2 separate regions of the Homo sapiens genome follow, and region 1 is linked to region 2. The links are chromatin loops, found by intact Hi-C in ENCODE. Cell type or tissue: prostate gland. All regions are shown on one strand. Each heading gives the region's core, and the rest is flanking DNA. Links, peaks and the distances in the headings are about the cores only.

Region 1 (10,172 bases), core at 808-8,807, 340 kb after region 2:
AGTCTTATAGTGGTGAAGAAGATACTCTCCTTTCACCATGGTCCCCCTCCCCAGAGGACACTTAACTACCTATAAGAGCTTTCAAGGAGCAACAGAAAGATTAGCCACTTGCACCACTTGTCAACAAGCCCTGCTAACTGGGATATAGTATGGAACATTTGTGGCACTGAATTACTTACAGATTGAGAATGTTTTCAGTCAAGTCCCTGGGGACAAGGTTGACAATATCAATGAGGTTGCAAGAAATGCCCTCTTCTGCACCGTTACTCTTCCATTTCTCTTATTTTTGCCATCCTTCCCTCCATTAGTCTTTTCTCATCAATTTTTCTTATTACTTTTCATTTTTAAGTTAATTTATTATTTTATAATTAAAGCTTCACTTATTTATTGGGATGAAGTTGCAAATAACATTCACTGTTTAAAAAATTTCTATGACCAAACTTATTTTTGAGCATGAACTTTCAGATTGCATTAGTTACCTAGATTGTATTTTTGCATTGTATTGTTGGTTATATGTTTATTATATTTAGGTCTTTAGAAAACTAGGTCATTTTCAGTATTCTTACAAGCCTTTCCTTTCCCTCCAATCATTAAGCATTAAACTAAAGTGAATCAAACAACTAAGTCCTTCCCAAGCCTAAAACTACAGAGTTAAATGAAATAAATGAAGAGGTGTCAGCAGGTCTGTTCTTCTTCCTTCTGACAGGATATGAGTAAGACAATAGAGACAGGTCTAAGTTCCATTTTCAGAGACCTGCGGAATTAAGAAGGAAAAAAAAAATCATTACCACTATGATTGTTATTTTGCTGCTGAGAAAACCTCATTGCTATTAAGTTATTCCAATTACTTTCAACCCCTTTTGTTTCATCCACATCAAATTAAAAAAAAAAAAGTTGGTAAACATTTCCAAGTAGTAATACTGCATGAAGTCAGGAAATCTAAAAAAGCTTTTATTCTTAAATCATTCTTGCTTATTTAAATGTAACCTTTCATAACAAATTGCACAATTTTTCTTCATGCTTACGCTCTTTCTCTTTCCCCACCTTGATTCACATGGAATTGGTGTTGACACTTTCTCCACTTTTTTTCTGCTTCATTGTATTTCTAGTTTTCTAGTGATTCAGCTTTTTTCTCACTCATAATACTTGATCTCATTTTATTCCTCAAATTATCCTCCTTTTCATTAAAACTTGAGGTCCATATTTGGGACTCTTGCAGTTTAAGAACAGAATTATCTCAAAGATTCAAGCAGAGAAAAGCAGCAATTTCTACGCCTTCAATCAAAGACCATTACTTCTTTTTTTTCAGAAAGTCAACATTATTTTCTCCATGTTTTATTTAGAAAACATGTAGTGAATACCTACTGTATGCAGGCACTTTACCAGTTGCTAGTGACACCGCAGTAACTGCAATAGACAACTTGTTTCCTCTAATAAGGGAATGGGCATCCTTCAAGAGTCACCTTTTTAGCAATAATTTGGGAGGAAGAGGAATCTTCCTAAAGTAGATGGATCTACAAAATTAGCTCTTAATATATAAGTATAGCTAGTAACAACCTAATGTTCTTTTAAATCTAAGAGAATTATTTTGCATTTTCTGCATTCTGCTCTTTGCTCTAAAATGAAATCATAATACTGAACAGCCTTATTTCTCACTGAAATAAGTCAATGGTTTGTAGAGTGTATTTTACATCTTTTCATTTCCTTGTCATGCAGCTTAGTTATTGTATTTGCCAAATGTAGAGGGGTTTTTTCCTCTTTATTTTCCTGCTTTTCTCATATCATCTATTTTTTTTCCTATGACTGTGGCCACTCATATTCCCATAAGAGCATTAGAACATCTGTAAGACCTAAGGAATGGATTTTTCATATTCTTCATCTTTTGATGACATTTTTCACATATTTGAATATAAATATATTTTGAATCTTTAAAAGAAAACTTCTTAACAGGGTAATTGCAGATGGCCATCCAGTAGCTGAGGATACTTTTCACTGCTGTGTTAAGTAACAAGTCAATAAATAATTTGTAATATCTTTAAGAGAGATTAATAAGTATAATTACCTTATAGCTTATTATATTCTCATTGCTTCCATTAAAACTAAAGTAATATTGAGAAAGTTACACAAAGGTATGTATTACACAAGAATTAATGGGTGGCATTCTAAAGTTATAGGTTTCACCTTACAAGTCTGTTCTTTAGAATTTATGTTCAGCACTTATTTCATCACTCACACCTAGTTCTTCCCACGTATACTTTATCAACCCATCTTATCATTATTCAAGTAGCAGAATATTCTTACCTGATCAATAAGGAAAAAAAAGCACACCAGAAGATAACACTTATGGAGGTCTATAAAACCAGTGTTCAAATTAAAGCCATAATTGTAGTCCAGCTTTTGTGTATAATAATAGGTTGGCATCATGGAAATAGTTTAAAATTGTCTCATTCTATTTTTATTATAAAATTGCATTTTTGCATCATTTTGAATCGTGCTAAGTATAATAATGAATCCCCACTGTTTTTCTTGAGTGCAGCTATGAGACTCTGCACGGAGGAGTGCAGGGTCCTGGGACACTCTGACCAGTGCTGGATGCCACCACTGCCCTCACCGTCTTCTGATTATAGGAGTAACATGTTCATTCCAGGGGAAGAATTCCCAACGCAACCCCAGCAGCAGCATCCACATCAGAGTCTTGAGGATGACGCTCAGCCTGCAGATTCCGGTGAAAAGAAGAAGAGTTTTTCCACCTTTGGAAAGGACTCCCCAAACGATGAGGACACTGGGGATACCAGCACATCATCTCTGCTCTCGGAAATGAGCAGTGTGTTCCAGCGTCTCTTACCGCCTTCCCTGGACACCTATTCTGAATGCAGTGAGGTGGATCGGTCCAACTCCCTGGAGCGCAGGAAGGGACCCTTGCCAGCCAAAACTGTGGGTTACCCACAGGGGGTAGCGGCATGGGCAGCCAGTACGCATTTTCAAAATCCCACCACCAACTGTGGGCCGCCACTTGGAACTCACTCCAGTGTGCAGCCTTCTTCAAAATGGCTGCCAGCCATGGAGGAGATCCCTGAAAATTATGAGGAAGATGATTTTGACAATGTGCTCAACCACCTCAATGATGGGAAACACGAACTCATGGATGCCAGTGAACTGGTGGCAGAGATTAACAAACTGCTTCAAGATGTCCGCCAGAGCTAGGAGATTTTAGCGAAGCATTTTTGTTTCCATGTATATGGAAATAGGGAACAACAACAACAACAAAAAACCCTGAAAGAACTGGCATTGCCAAATAGTTGCATTTATCATAAATGTGTCTGTGTATATTGAATATTAAATACTGTATTTTCGTATGTACACAATGCAAGTGTGATTATTTTAATCTGTATTTTAAAAATACATTTGTACCTTATATTTATGTGTAATTTAACAAACAAATTTTATTTTTTTACTCCCATGACAGACATGTTTTTCCTAGTCGTGTAGAAACTAGCCACTGTTCAAATCTGATACACTATTCAACCACAAAGTGTAAAGGCACTGCTTAGATTAGTTTTGTTGGGGAAGAATTATTATGTTGTATGAACAACCCCACTGAAGCATTATACAATTCTTAATTCCATTAAGTGATCCCACTTTTTTTCAATAACTTTTTAGAAATTAAGAATCATTAAAATTGTTAAGCTATTTTATTGTTATTTTCTCTACTTTCTACTAGCCCCAATAGTTGAACTCTTATAGGAAAATCGAAAGATAAAGTGAAAGTTTATTTCAGGACTGAGAAATATCTTGAAGGTTATTTATTAGATGACTATCTCAAATGAACTTTTTATAGACAATGATGAAAACAGAATTAAAGTCAATGTTTCCTGACTCCCAGGCCCCTACTATTCCAGGCCATCACACTGGCCTGTTCCGGAGAATATTTCTCTCACAATATTATTATCTACTTATAATTATGGTAAACAATAAATTTTATTCCATCCTTGTAGTATGAAACATGCTCCAAGGAAATGGAATCTGTCCTTTAAATGGATAACAGTATGTGTTCTAATGGCATAAAATATTACTGGATAAAAACAGTTGTGTCAGTGTCTCTCCTAAGGTAGTAAATATAATTGACTTATTCTGAACCCATTCTATTTTGAATCTCCCCTTTCCTCTCACAATACTTGAACATTTTAATCTTTTGGAATATTGTCTTTCTTTGTTATAACTATTCATTTTTAGCTTTTGTCTCCAGTGCATGATCTCATATTTTTGCTTTTATTTTTAGTATAAGAACATTTATAAAATCATATTTTTGTTACTGCAATTGTTTTATTTGTTGTGTGGCAAATGAGAAATCCTTTATTTATTGTGCTGTGATCTCTCTGTGTGGAATGCCTTGGTGAGAGAGATGCTTATTATGACTATTATCATTTCTGACCAAGCTTCTATTAATGTTATTTCTAATAATACACTATCTTGATTGTACTCTCCAGAAAATTTTTCTGTCAGTGAAAATAAAAGAAAAATTAAAGTAAAGCTAAGGAACTGTCTATAAGTCAGAGTCCTGTTCCTACATATTTGTTCAAAAGCTTGGCATGCAGCAGGCCCTTCCTGAGCGGGTGATTCAGTGTTGAGTTTCAAATAATAAACAGGCAGCATTCAGTTGGCTGGGCGAACAAGAAAAACACAATGGAAAAGGAATGAGTTTGAGACTTGTAATGGGAATGAAAGTAGTAAGCCATATTCCAGCTAAATAAGTTAAATGCATTTGGGGAATAAAGAAAAAAGAGTAAGCAAGCAATAATTGCTTGAATATTTTTCAAATTACAACAAAAAAAAATACTTTCTTAGGACATTTTGTATTAAATTGTGCAGGATAAAAAGGTATCCTTACAATGTTTCCAGGAGGCAAGAATATTATCGTCCCTGGCTTGCTAGTCAGGAATTGAAACACTGGGAAAGTTAAGTAACTGAAAAGTGACTAAAATTCAGATATTTGAATTCTCAAATGAGTACCACATTAAATAGAATATATTACCTCTTTCAACAGGCACATTTTCCTTTATAGGAGAGATTGCAATTACAAGTGAAATTTCAGTATATTTTTCAGTAGATTACACACACAAACGCTAACCATATTTAAATGCATTCTGCCTTTCAACTTCACTTCCTTTCAGTATATATTACCATTAAGAAAAAGACTTTTATATCCTCACTGTTCTTAATTTAAAGCACCAGCAGTAATATGGGAAGCTATGCTGAAAACCGCTATTTTGAATAATGTGAAATAAATAAAATGCAATATTTCATTCAACACAAAACTTTTGTATATTGTCCATATTCCAAGAATTTCATGTCTCAAATTCCCTTGTTTCTCCAGCCTTCTCCATTTATTATTGCTTCCCATGTCCACAGATTAAGAGAATATAAGTGCAAGATTTCAGCTTTTTGCTTCTGTTCCTTTCACCAAGTAACATCCTTTTAGTGAAAGCTGGGATGTCTGATGCTATCATAGCAACCTAATCTCTCATCAAGTTTGTATCACCTCTTTTTTGATACCCTACCCTTCCTCAGATTGAAACAACAAAAAAGCACTTAAACATTCTTTCCTCCACTTATTATTTTTAATCCCTTTAGTTCTACTGGATTATTTGAAATGTTCTTCAATGATAATCATATATTAAGGAAATTATCTTCAAAAAATGTAACTCAAAACTGAATCTATTGCTTAACAAATCCTCCTTAAATGCTTGTTTATAGAAAGATGAGAATTAGCTTTCTTCAAATTCTTGTAAGTTATTAACATTGTTATTAATTGCTCATTGATTTACTTATTGATCTTAGCAGATGGGGCTTATAACATTGTTAATCATTTAAATTATTGTTCTTTCTGTCACAAATATTTAAACTTGCCACTTACCAATAGATAACTATTAAGGTAAAGATGAGTGAGTTATTAAGTTATTGTCTTATTGAAGTCACTGAAGAAGTCGCATTTATGAAATTCAGCTTAGTTTTCTTGTTTCATTCTTTTGATACTGGTGATCAGAAAATATTCAAAGATCAATTTGAAACATTGACACTTTAAAATTTAAAGATTGTAGATCTATTTTAAAAATAAGCAATATTTTACTGGATTACTTGTATGGGTGAAAAATGCATTGTCTGACAGGGCAGCTTTCAACATGGCAGAAACTAATAGAACTGTCCCAAGACTGTCTTACATGTTTTGACATTTCTGTTCCATTTCAGTATATCTGGATAATGTATCATCACAAGAACGAAACAAAAAAACTAAGCTGATTTTCATAAATGTAACTTCTTCAGTGACTTCAAAAATTAAGGATATACTGAACTCTGAATAAGCAACACATGTTGCTGTTTAAAAATTAAAATCTGGGCTGGTTGTGGTGGCTCACACCTGTAATCCCAGCACTTTGGGAGGCTGAGGCGGGTAGTCAGGAGTTTGAGACCAGCCTGGCAAATATGGTGAAACCCCATCTCTACTAAAAGTACAAAAATTAGCCATGCATGGTGGTGCACGCCTGTAGTCCCAGCTACTCGGGGGACTGAGGCAGAAGAATCACTTGAACCCAGGAGGCAGAGGTTGCAGGGAGCCGAGATTGCACCACTACACTTCAGCCTGGGTGACAGAGCAAGACTCTGTCTCAAGAATAAAATAAAATAAAATAAAATAAAATAAAATAAAATAAAATAAAATAAAATAAAATAAAATAAAATAAAATAAATCTGCAGAGTGTGGTGGCTCAGGCCTGTAATCCCAGCACTTTGGGAGGCCTAGGTGGGTGGATCACTTGAGGCCAGGAGTTAGAGACCAGCATGGCCAATATGGCAATACCCCATCTCTATGAAAAAAAATACAATAAATTAGCTGGGTGAGATGGTGCACACCTGTAGTCCCAGCTACCTGGGAGGCTGAAGCAGGAGAATCACTTGAATCCGGGAGGCGGAGGTTGCAGTGAGCCGAGATCGAGCCACTGCACTCCAGCCTGTGCGACAGAGCAAGATTCTTTCTCAAAAAACAAAACAAAACAAAACAAAAAAAAACAAAAAAAACACAGGCAGATCACCTGAGGTCTGAGGTCGGGAGTTCGAGACCAGCCTGGCCAACATGGTGAAACCCCATCTCCACTAAAAATACAAAAATTAGCTGGGCGTGGTGGCACCCACCTGTAATCTCAGCTTCTTGGGAGGCTGAGGTAGGAGAGTCACTTGAACCTGGGGGGTGGAGGTTGCAGTGAGCTGAGATTGCACCACTTCACTCCAACCTGGGCTACAGAGTAAGACTCCATCTCAAAAAAAATTAAAATCCAACCAAATGATGCTGGGCACGGTGGCTCACGCCTGTAATCCCAGCACTTTGGGAGGCCAAGCCAGGCAGATCATTTGAGGTCAGGAGTTCAAGACCAGCCTGGCCAACATGGCAAAATCAAGTCTCTACTAAAAATACAAAAATTAGCCGGGCATGGTGGTGCACGCCTGTAATCCCAGCTACCCGGTAGGCTGAGGCAGAAATAATTGCTTGAACCCGAGAGGAAGAGGTTGCAGTGAGCTGAGATCGATCCACTGCACGCCAGCCTGAGCAACACAGTGAGACTCCATCTCAGAAAAAAAAAAAAGAAAAGAAATCCAACCATATGAAAGTCTTAAAGATTTATGTCAGTTTAAAGAAGAATAAAAATAGTGCAGGCATTTCAAAAGAACAGCACATTTAAATTCCTTAATTGCAGGTTGAATGCCCAAAGTAAAGCCACCTTTACATTTATAAGCTGTTTTAGGTTGTGAAAGTGTAAGATGCCATACTGATTGTAATCATTTATAATATTAGGATTTCTCTGTGAATGATAGCAATAATACTGTATGCTACATAAAATGAAGTTTTAATTTGATAAATTAGGCTATTTGGGCCACTGAAGTATCATCTGGTTCAGTTAAGTTCCTAGAATAAACCTAGTCACTGTTTCTGAGATAATTAAATGATATTTACACGGAAATTGAAAATATTGTATTGCCTAAATTGTGGTTTCATTCTTTATCTGTGTAATTGAGGTCATAGTCAAGTATATACACTCTTACTACCAGAAAAAATGGGGACCTTTAATATAATCTAACCCCAAAAAATAATTAAATAGGTAGACACTATATAATAGATGTAGAAGTGGTAGTGTATATTCCTTATTAATTTATTATATTTTTATTATATGCTAGCATATACAACTTGTAGCACTGTTAAACACATTTTATGAGGAGCTAGCATCACAAAAATTGCTACCAAAATTTACACACTTTCTGACTTTTAAAATTGCAATAACACATCCTACTCTGGCACTTTAAAATAATAGATTTCTATTTCCTTTTATGACTTCTGCAAGATGCTCCTAATTCTTGTTTGCTTTCTCTGATTTTATCTCTTCAATTTATTTATTTAATGGTATTCTTCCTTGATAATTCATGCTACTGTCCACATTTTATAGCACTCCTCTCCAAATTTTCACATGTATAGAGTTCGTCATATAACCACCTAGATTTTATATTTTTTTCTTATGTCTTTTCTTTGTTATTGATATGATAGGGATCATAATTTTGATATATAAAGCTAATACATTTTGTTCTCAATAAACCTTGCTCCCATGATTCATTGGTTTAATGAGAAGGTAAATTCATGCAATCAAGAACAAAGGGTCATTTCTTTTTTGTCTAAGTTTTAAATTAAATGTTTTCAAGTGCCTAGAAAGAAACTAGTGTAGAAAACGTGGCTTATTGAGGGAGGAAATCATTTTTTTAATGTAAAACACTTATCTTTATGTATTAAGGGTTGGAATGGTGAGGATGGAATTTTACTGTAAATCAAAGTGAAATGCAGGAAGAAAACAGCATAGTGAATAAGAAAGGCCCCTTGCCACAGAATAGAATGATAACTTAGCTAATTGTTGGGAGTATAAAGCCCTAGGGGTGAGTAAATTGAGAAGGGTAAAATCAGATGTTAGTATATTTTTTATTCCCACTGCCAATGATCTCTAGAATAAATTACAGAACAAGACTTTGAAAATGATAATTTCTGTTTCCCTGACCCTCATGGCACAGGAGAGCAGACATGGAAGGAAGTGGTGCCAAGGTGTTTGCCTCTGGGAAACATCTTGCTCCTCAGTGCCTTTGGATGGATGTGTGGCCTATGAGAAACTCAGACTTTATTCCTTGCTGAAATGGGGGAGGGGTTGATACTATAAGCCCTGTTATATTTCAAAATGCTTTTATCTAAATGAAGTCAGGCTTTCTAAAACCCCATGTACATTCCTGTTTTATTAAAAGGTACATTCTACAGCTTAGAATAGCTAACCACAGAATATTCTAGACATAAGAAGCATAGACCTTTCCTTTGGAAGTAGGCCTTTGTTTTAGACAGTGCTTTAGGTTCGAAATTATCTACAAAACTGCCAGTAAATCTTGTTACATACAATGTAATAAATCCCAAATATGCAACTAATAATGTTTTATGAATTCTAACCAGAAAAATGTTTTGCCAGTCCCTGCTTTGTGATTTGTATTTCTTCTGCAAACTCATGCCCGGAGGCTGTCATTGTGGATTTTGTGAGCTTCCTCTACAAACTTTTGGTATTTGTTGAGAGTTTTGGGTGGCAAATACATGAGATGGTAATGAGCAAAGTGTCTCTATGGGAGACAGCTACTGAGGACCAGCTGCCCCACTGACTCAGTCCACTCACTGCTTTTTCTCCCATGCCTTTGTCCTCGTTTTCTCCTTGGGTGGCATCTTAGTAGAAGGGCAGTATGTAATCATTCCTTTGTTCAATAAGTAATTATTGTGCACTTACTATGCCTGAGACACTGTTCTAGGTGTGCTGTGATACATTGATGAACAAAACAGACAAAAAAGAGAGGAAGAGCAAAGCCTGCAGTACCAGTCCATGACTGTCATGACAGGCCAGGTCCACACCATCATACCAGTACAGGTGGACACTTCCCATTAGGTGTAATGAGCAGTAGAAGGACAGAGACATGACCCGAGGCCCTGCTTTGCTTACCAGTGCATCCCTTGACCATTACAGATGCTTAACAACTCTGTTGAATATGTGAATGACTGTGTGCTTCATCTTGAACCCATATGCTACCTAGGGAGAAAGACTAAAAATATGACGGCA
Region 2 (10,172 bases), core at 922-8,921:
TATGACAAGCCCCTAACATTCCCACGCTAGAGGCCCATCTCCAGGTCTGGAAGGTTATAGTTGCTCTCTGAGCTTCTCTCTCTAGACTTCAGTTCACAAGAAATCTCTTACTCACCACTTTTCACTGGCCGCGTTTTTTTAAAAAAGTATGATTGGCCGGGTGCGGTAGCTTAGGCCTGTAATCCCAGCATTTTGGGAGGCCAAGTTGGGTGGATCGATTGAAGTCAGGAGTTCGAGACCAGCCTGGCCAACACTGTGAAACCCCGTCTCTAATAAAAAAAAATGCAAAAATTAGCCGGATGTGGTGGCTCATGCCTGTAATCCCAACTACTTGGGAGGCTGAGGCAGCAGAATCACTTGAACCCGGGAGGCGGAGGTTGCAGTAAGCCAAGGTCGCGCCACTGCACTCTATCCAGCTTGGGAGACAGAGCAAGACTCCGTCTCAAAACATAAAAATAAAAAAATAAAAAATAAAAGAAGTATTATTTGTATTTTCCCAGATTTAACTTGTTTTCACCACAAGAGAAAGGTCTTTTTCTGCCTTCCTATCTCCTAACTCCAAATGAAAGTTCTTCACTCCCTGTATGCCAAAAAAAAATCAGCTTAGAATTGAGATTCATTTTACTCCTAAAGAATGGGAACAGTGTCTTATTTATCTTTATGTTCCCAATACATAGAATTGTTCTTTAAAAAGTTTGAAAAAATAAAAAATGATTCTTATACCACCCAAATAGTGGGAAGAGTTGTTATGTGTTTAAAGTTGAAATACTGACAACGACTCAGGATATTTTTAGAGATTTTCTTAGAATAGTCAATGAGTAAAATTCCACACATAGACTTGACTGTATAGAAAACTAACAAAACTTAATCAAGGAAACCTGAAAGAAAATAGTGGTTTAGACAAGACTCATTTTCACGTTGATATGCACTATCATTATCATTTTATTATTATCTTCAACATCACAACTGGCGTTTATTGAGTTTGTTATGAACCCATCTTTATGTTGAGATTTTTATGAGCTGTCTCATTTAATATTCATAAAAATGTTATAGGAAAATTACTATTATAAAAAGCAACTTAAATGAAAGAGTAAAAAATTGCAATGAATCTTTAATTTTTAATTCAACATTTCTCAATATTTATACAGAGATATCCAATGGGAAATAAACTCGAGCACATTGATATATTTTTAGCTGTGATTCTCAACTGGTGATTGTAATATATTAAATTTAAATAATGCATAAAACTTGGCAAATATAAATGTGAGTTTTTCTGCAACCCACCTTCTAGTCTGCATTCCATTGAAAAAAATTGTGTCTTATATAAATATAAATAATTATGTGAGTGGCATTTTCAGAGAAGGATTCCTTCTTTAATGTATTAATAGAATCGATGTAGAAGTGATTGTATCGGCATACACACAATAATACATAACATGATATTTAATTTTCTTTTGTACTAACCCATGGAGTGTCTTCTTGACATGAGAAATATGGGGGAAAATTAGTGAAACAGAGAGCTTATGTAAAAATAAAATTTCATGTCAGTATTCCTTATAAAAATAAATGAATTAAGAATATCCTGCCACTTTCAACTATATGCTTCTGTCATGAGGTTTTATACTATATTGCATAACTTAATCATTAAATGTGCCATATATAAAAATATATATCCACATATAAAAATATATAAAATTATATATATATATATATATATATATATATTTTGGTTGTAAGCCTCAGAAACCACTTTAGCTAATTTAACAAATTGAAATTTACCAAAAACCAGAATTCACTTGAAGGATAAAGTGTTTTGTAGAGTCAAAGGGGTATTCATTAATCAAACTCAGAAAGTTTCAGGAATCAGGGAATATCAAGATTTCCAGATAGTAGGAGCTAATTTCTTCAAGCACCTCCACTGATATAATGTGGCCTAAGAGGAAAATCTCAGGGCGAGAGAGTCCACTTGGCTTAATCTGGGTTAAGTGTCAACTTCTTGGAGGGTAGAGGGCAGAGCACCTTGAATTACAGAATTTATCAAAGGCAAATTTTACTACTGTGAACAGAACAAAGGGGTTGTCGGTACATGTGGCTTAAGGCGTCAAATGTCTGATATCACTTAGAAGAAGAGTATATGCAGAAGTAGCATACGAGTGGAGAAATATTAAATGAGTAATTTAGCAGGTTATAGTCTACTAATTTATAGTAGAGGAGAATATTACCATTATTAAATACCTTTCCATATTTATTTTGTATTTGCAAAATATTCAAAGGTATTGGGAACTTAGCTTCCAAGTAAGGAAGTAAAGTGGTACATTTAGAAGTCAGTAATAAAAGGTAGTGGTTTGCATTTTTGAAGGCTAAACTTCATATTTCTGAGGTAGGAAAGATTTTTAAAAATGGCATTCTTCCTTGTTTAACTTTAGTCTATTATATTTCTTGGTGTTAGCACACTTTCAGCAGCTTTCCATCATTATGTCAGGGTAGTACTTCATAATATTTTTCACATTTTCTGCCTCATATATCAAACTATAGAATTTTCTCCATAAGGCAGAGCTGTCTTTCTGTAAAATTTTTAGCGAAGTTCTCATTTTTATCTGACATCTAGAAATACCTAAAGTAATAAAAAATCATTCTTACCTCATATTTGCTTTGGTTTTCATTCTGTCCCTGTCAGTCTATATACAGTATAGCAAGAGAAGAGTTATATAACATCCTTTTGGGTGTTCTAGAATCAGACAAAGAATCCTAACCTTAGCTGGTTTTTTTCCCACAGAATTTTATATAAAAGTATAACATCTATACTTAAAATAATACCCTCGTCATGAAACTTTACTTTTTTGCCATGAATAATTTTTCTCCATTAAATAGAAGTTTACATATATAAACCTGTGTATCTATATATGTACTGTATATGTATGTACACATATGCACATACATATACATATATACACATACAGTTTATATATAAAAATCCACAACCACAAGGATAAAAAGACTTCATTTCTTTAAGAATGTTACTATTTTGAGCAATTTAATGAACATATAAGGAAATTACATTTATGTTGCTTAGTGTTATCTCATAATAGCTTTCAACTAGCTATCAAGATATTTGTAAAATATGATTTTACCAAACATCCAAGTTTCAGCTGAATTCTGAGAATGCAAACTAAGCACTAAAATGAATCCTTATTTTCAAACAACTTTTTCCCAAAGTGGTTTCATTAAAAATATACATCTAATACTAACATTTTTAACTTCAGGGCATAAGACTTTGAAATGATTAGTTGTAAAAGCAAGCGGTAATACCTGAAATTAATTCAGGTAATTAATAATTACCTGAATATCTAAAATGTTATATAATCTTTATAAATACAATTATGTTTTTTTAATAGTTTTATTATGAACAATAAACATATTTTATGGCGTACTTACCATGTGCCAAACACCATGTAAATGCATTAACTCAGTGGATCCCCAAATAAAGCTGGGTATGGCTGATATTCTTACTTAATATTGAGGAGATTGAGGCTTAGAGATGTTATCCAATTTTTCCAAGTCCATAAGGCTTGGAATAGTACAGCTGCCATTTGAACTTCAGCAGTCAAACTTCAACTCTCTGTCTCAATCACTCAGCAATATTACATCACATAAAGAAGTAACTTCATTGCACAGAAACCAAAGAACACCGCGCTGAAAATATTCCAATATGTTTTAATCAAATTTATAATTTTCCTAGCCTTGACTTCATAACAGGGCCAAAAGGATAGTATAGATGATATATTTCATTATTCCAATCAATAATCTGTTTTGACATAAAAATAAACTCCAAAACAGAGTTATAAAAGTAATCAATACACACCATAAGAAAATACACCTTTTAGTATATTTCCAGTTGGTGCACCTGAGAGGACTAGTTTTGTGTTCTAAGATGGAGACCAGAATGATCCGTGGAGCTTGAGAAGTGATACATGCTCTTACCTTCTCAATATACCTTATCATGTTAATAATAGAATGCTGAAGTCAGCTTACTTTTATTTATTTTAGTGTTTTCAAATTTATTTAAAATAATCAGTGAGTAAGTACATAATTTGGAAAATGTCACTGAAGAGAAAGTGAAAAATCTAATTTCTATGATACAATGTGAGAAGTTTGGTTTGAATGTTCTGACTAGGAGATATTAGATCTTCTAAAAGCAGTCATAGACATAAAATCAGATAAAGTGACTAGCTGTCATGAAGAATTGCTAGAGAGTATAAGTGATTATTTCTGAATGCCAAGGATATAATTGAGCTGACTAGGATTTGCAAAAATACATTAATGCATTATCAATTTATAAAGATGTTTTATAATTGTTGTATTTCACTGTTTGTTTTGCATGTGAAATTAGATGAACAGACAAAACCAAAGTAGTTTATAGTATTTCCAAAAGTTTCTTTTACTAAAGATTCTAGTTATCATACTTATTTAAATGGATGACAACATCAGGTTTTTTTGCGTTAAATAATAGCAATACAGAGGTTACCTTCACTCATAGCATAAGATGAAGGTTTTTTTTTACGTTTGATTTAGTCTTTCATTATAAAGATACAAACCAAAAAGTGCATTCAAATTTTATTTTTAATGATTATAATATTGAATAGTTTTCTGCATTTCTAAATAATTTTATTCATCACAGCTTGGTTTTGTAATAATGTCTACATTTTGCTTCAAAATTAATTTTAATATACACAGGATACATAGAAATATTTTTCTTTAAATAATTGAATTTTTAAAATGTTTTTGCATTTCCAGATGTGATTCTGTAATTTAGATAATATGACACCAGGTGGCAGGAGTGTGTCCATAACCAAATTGAAACAGCCATTTTTTTCTAGCAGTTGACAAAACACTACATTTTGCATTTATTTATAAAAATATAACTATTAGATGACCAATACAGTAGCAATGAATATATATTCTCTTGAAACTTGATGCTTTTAGTCATATGTTTTTAAAGGTAAAGAAGAAAAAGAAATGATCTTTTGTCCAGATGAACTTGCAAATGGAATTTCAGATTTTCATTATGTAGATTTTTTCATTTTTAATTAAAATAACTGAATGACCAAGAAAGTGCTCCACTTTTATTATTCTACCATTGAGACATTGGGCTTTGGTAACTCCTAAAGTGATGGATTTGATATACGAATCTTTCCCACAAAAAAACAGTGCAATTTCTTCATGCTTTGTCCATTTTACCTTATCCACTAATACTGAATCCCAGGTGAGAGTTAAATTATGCATCTCCATTTTCAGATGTCAGCCTCTTAAATAATCATCTTCCCATGGCTGTTTGGGCACATTATCACTTCCTAAAGTAATGACATCCACTCAGAGGTTGTTGGAAGAATTTCTCATACTGTGTTTGTCTTTACTCTCTGTTGGTTGTCACTTGCCTGTTCTTTTCCAATGATATCTACCTTTTAAATTAGTGAAAATTTTGTGTTTTCCTGGCCAATTATCCTGATTCTTGAAACTTAAGGGCTAATGGAGCATCATGGAAAAATCACTACAATATAGGAATCTGAGTCAAACTCCAGTTTCTGCCACATTCTAGCCATTTCTTCACATCTTTGGGTTTCTGGGCTATATATGTACATATACGTACAAAATTCTGAACTTGAACTGGATAGTAATGTTTCATTCTACTTTTAATATTCTCTAATTCTAGTTGTCACTGGCTATAACACTGATGAATTAGATGTGGTTAATTTACTTTGATAATAATACATGTTTTATGATAATCATTACAATCAATATGTCTGGCATGATTTTTAACAATGTAATTCTTTATGTATTTCATTAGGCAATGTTTCTTAGCCCTCATGGTCTGTAAATATATTGAAATAAATTTCAATCACAGTGAATTGTACCAACATTAAATGAGAAGATGCAGGGCATTTCAAATTGGCATAGGTCAATTTTGGGGTGGGAGCAACACTTTGCTAGAGTCCATATGAGCAATTAGAGAGACCAAAAGTACATTATCTACCATGCTCACTGGCAAAACAGCAGGCCTAGATAAATACTTTTCTATTCAAATATGAGTAAGATAAAAACATTTTTTAAAGCATAACCTCCTTCAAGAAAAACAATTAGGAGAAAAGCAGACACAAAGCATATCCGTACAAATAATTTCTAAAATTAAAATATGAAAGTATCATATTATATGCTTGGTGTTATCAAATATATCAAAGAAGAAATGACCTCTAAGAAACAAGAGCTTGAACCCATAATAGAAAAGAAAAATTGGGATGAAGACAAAAATGCAAAGAAAATAAACTGATGTTAAAAAATAAAAAAGCTTAAAAATACAAACTATCCTAGTGGGGAAGGCCATATCTGAAATTTATGGAAAATTTAATCAATGATTTGATTCATAAACTTAAACATAAAAGACTTACCAATAATGCAGTGGGAGAAGATTGAAATTGATTTCAATGAAACAGTTGGTTTGGATATTGAAGAACAGAGAATGGTAATCTAATCTAACATTACAGTTCCTGCAGAAAGGCAACCAACAAGAAATGGGAGATTTTCTAAAACTTTTGCATTTATTAACATATTTAATTTTTATAATTACTTGGTGAAATAGGTGCTATTATTGTCCCCCTGTTATGGATAAAGAAACTAAGAAACAGTGTTTAAGATATTTACAGAGGGTAACATAGACAATAAGGGGAGAGTCAGGATTAAAACCCAGCTGGTCTGACTCCAGAGCATGTTCTTTTACCTAGTATTTCATTATATTATAATAAAAATGAAAAAGGAAGAAAAAACTTTGCTACTAATGTGATAAACGTTTTATATTATTATGTACACAATTCTTAAATACATATAGGAGAAACATCATTAAAAATACAAAATATAAGGCCAGTGCAGTGGCTTACACCTAAACTTCAGCACTTTGGGAGTCCGAGCCAGGTGGATCACTTGAGGCCAGGAGTTCAAGACCAGCCTGGTCAACATGGAGAAATGCTGTTTCTACTAAAAATACAAAAATTAGCTGGGTGTGGTAGTGGACGCCTGTAATCCCAGCTACTAGGGAGGCTGAGGGAGGACAATTTCTTGAACCCTGGAGGCGGAAGTTGCAGTGAGCCGAGATTGTGCAACTGCACTCCAGCCTGGGCAACAGAGCAAGATTCTGTCTCAAAAAAGAAAACAACAGCAACAACAAAAACCTCAAAATATAGAGATTCCATTTTTTAAATCAAACATAAATCTAAAAAATAATTAATTCATCCTAGGGAAGACAGTTGTTTTCATATAAAATATCAGATTTCTGAGAATTTTCTAGAAAGCAATTTGACTATATGCATCAGAAACTTTACAAAACTTTTAGATTTGGCCTTTGGTCCAGGGATTTTGAATCTAATGGGTTCCCTAAGAAAATACATAGCAATGAAGAATCCAAAATATTGCATTATTTGTTACACAACTTGGAATTTGGGAATAACTAAATGTATTATAATGGGAAAACATTTATCAGCCTTGACTGTTCATCACAATTTTCTGCAGAGATTCTACCAAAATTATAAACTCAGAATTTGTAAAAAGACCCACAGGTAATTAGTTTGAGTTAATGCTAAATAAATTATGGTGCCTATTAGTAATATATATGTACATTTATATAATTTTATATTTAAAAATTAAAATATAACAAAATATATAATTTTATTATTTTTATTTTCATTTTTTTTGAGACATAGTCTTGTTCTGTCACCCAGGTGGGAGTGCAATGGCACAATCTCAGCTCACTGCAACCTCCGCTTCCTGGGTTCAAGCAATCCTCCCACCTCAGCCTCCCAAGTAGCTGGGATTACAATCATGCAGCACCACACCTGGCTCATTTTTGTATTTTTAGTATAGACGGGGTTTCACCATTTGGCCAGGCTGGTCATGAACTGCTGACCTCAAGTGATCCACCAACCTCGGCCTCCCAAAGTGGTGGGATTACAGACATGAGCCACTGTGCCCGGCCAGAAATATTTTATTTAAATCACATTTAAAAATTATTTAATAATACCATACAATAAAATATTTATATTTTTCAAATACATGTAATTAAAATATGTTACTTTTACAGTGTAATAAGATAAAGAATAGAGTTAATATATTGTTACATGTTGAACAAATGTGCCACAAATATGTCACTCTGGTCTACACTTCACTAGGAGAAAAAGTATACATAGATCCTATGCATCTATTCTAAGATTTAGTTAATTTCACTGTTAATTTCATGACCAAGAAACATACATTTGGTTAAGGACAGTGTTTTTACTTGGTTATCCTCAAATCTTTAGATACTAACAGACTATCTTGAAGAGACTTGACACTACAAGAATGAATGAATGAATAGAAGATGAGAGAACAACTAAATGAATTAATGAGCAAATATAAAATCATTTACAGAAAATCTTATATATTAATATATCTTTGGGAGGATTATGTATGTTTTCTCATTTATTTTCCAATCTGAATTTATTTCACTCTTGTGGTTTGGAGTAGCACTTTACATAAAAACATTAATATCCTAAAAATATATAATATTTCTTTCCTGAATTCTTAATTGCCATATAACTTTTTTTTAGGATGGTAGACTTGAGTTTATGGTCAGAATTCTGCATCAAATATTAGAATTGCAAATAAGGCACTCTTGCTTTGTATTAAAAGAACAAGAGCTGCCAGTGTCTGAAAAGTTAATTAGACAAAACAATTAGTTACATCTTATTAACATGTAAAAGATCTGTGACAAATTGCACTAATTGAGTGCTCTTATACATCTGAAGAGGTCAAGCTACTTTAAAAGTATGTTGTTAATGGAAGACAAATGTATCTTTATGTGCTTGATAAGAATATTATAAACTGCATTATTTACGACTCCATTGGAATACTTAATTTTAAGCTTTAAATTAAACTGCTCGTTAAACAAGAGAGCTAGTACTAAGTTCTTAAAATAGGCCATAAAAGCTTGCTTCAGTGTAAGATACATTTGAAGGTCCAGCATTTCCTTAGAATGTCTTCATCGTTTCAATTTTTTTAAGTGACTAAGCCCTGGAAATGTTAAGCTTGTCTTGATGTGCCCTCGGTAAAGGGAGAATCCATTCATTAACAAGGTTAACCCCAAATAAATATTTATTTCTTTTTAAAGAGCTTATAATTGCTGAAACTCAGATCCATTCAGTTGAATAGTTTCATTAGCTCTTAAACTTTATTTCTAAACCAAAGGAAAAAAAAAAAAAAGAAAAGAAAAAGAAAAAAAAGGAAAGGGAAAACAAAAGGAGGAAAAAAGTGATGGGTGTTCTTTGTTCATAGGGACTAAGGGAAGTTTAGGGAATAGGAGTGATTAAAGGCAAAGCAATAGTAGTGGTAAGAGTATATGTTAGAAAAATGGACAAAACACCCAACAGAAGCTTAGAGAGACAAAAAGAAGTAGATGGAAACAGTTTAAAATGAGGAATGAGTCAGAGTCGCTGTTACAGGTAAGTAACTACAAAAAGGTGCTTTGAGATTCTCTCGCTGAGAACCTGTCTACAGGAGGGAACACTAGCAATTCTGAGGGAAATTGTTTCTATTTCAGTTAAAACCAGATGCTCACTCAGGGCTTGTAGGAAGGTTTTGCAAATAATGTAGATTATATTTCTCCAGTATAATATAATGTAGATTATATTTCCTTAGAACCAAAGGCCTTTTAGTATGAGCCTATCACCACATTTTATATGTTTATAGTTGATGAGCTTAGTTCATCAAAGCACCGTGTTAATGAAATCATCTCATCGTTCTAAGATGAACTCTATCAGGAGTTTGGAAACTGCACATAGGCTTATAAAGGGGGGAAATTAAAGGGGGAGAGGGTAAAACATAAACTTATTCCTTCCACTCTCTCTGTATACTTATCCTAGAAGTTTCATGTTGTCTTAATGAACAGTTACATCAGGGTACGCCCGAGACCTCGTCCCTGTATTTAAAAACTCAAGTAATGTAATCTAAAAATCTGAACATTGATAATTATTGTAATTTAATGTCTATAGAATTTATTTTTTTAGCTCTTTTTCTAGCAGCTGTTCATAGATCAGACTCATGTCAAATGATGAAGATTTACAAAATGTCTACTACAATAAGATACTTTTTAA

What was found. A loop is a pair of places that touch in the nucleus more often than their neighbours do. Peaks named below come from ENCODE experiments on the same cell type or tissue, not always from the same donor. Only the 100,000 strongest peaks of a DNase experiment are listed, where the experiment ranks them.
Region 1: it touches region 2 in a loop (3-fold over the local background); 11 of 110 quality-filtered maps call a loop at or near these places.

Annotation. Positions count from the first base shown.
Region 1 is chr4:137,514,061-137,524,232 of GRCh38, reverse strand. It overlaps PCDH18 (protocadherin 18), which reads left to right. Exons shown (of 4, transcript NM_019035.5): 4 at 2,537-5,315. The coding sequence ends at 3,204. Among named protein-coding and RNA genes, the nearest start is that of PCDH18, 13 kb to the left of the region's middle. In prostate gland, for the core only: no CTCF peak of the experiment used is centred there; a DNase peak (open chromatin) is centred at 4,613.
Region 2 is chr4:137,856,534-137,866,705 of GRCh38, reverse strand. No RefSeq gene overlaps it. Among named protein-coding and RNA genes, the nearest start is that of SLC7A11-AS1, 230 kb to the left of the region's middle. In prostate gland, for the core only: a CTCF peak has its summit at 4,857 (motif pointing right); no DNase peak of the experiment used is centred there.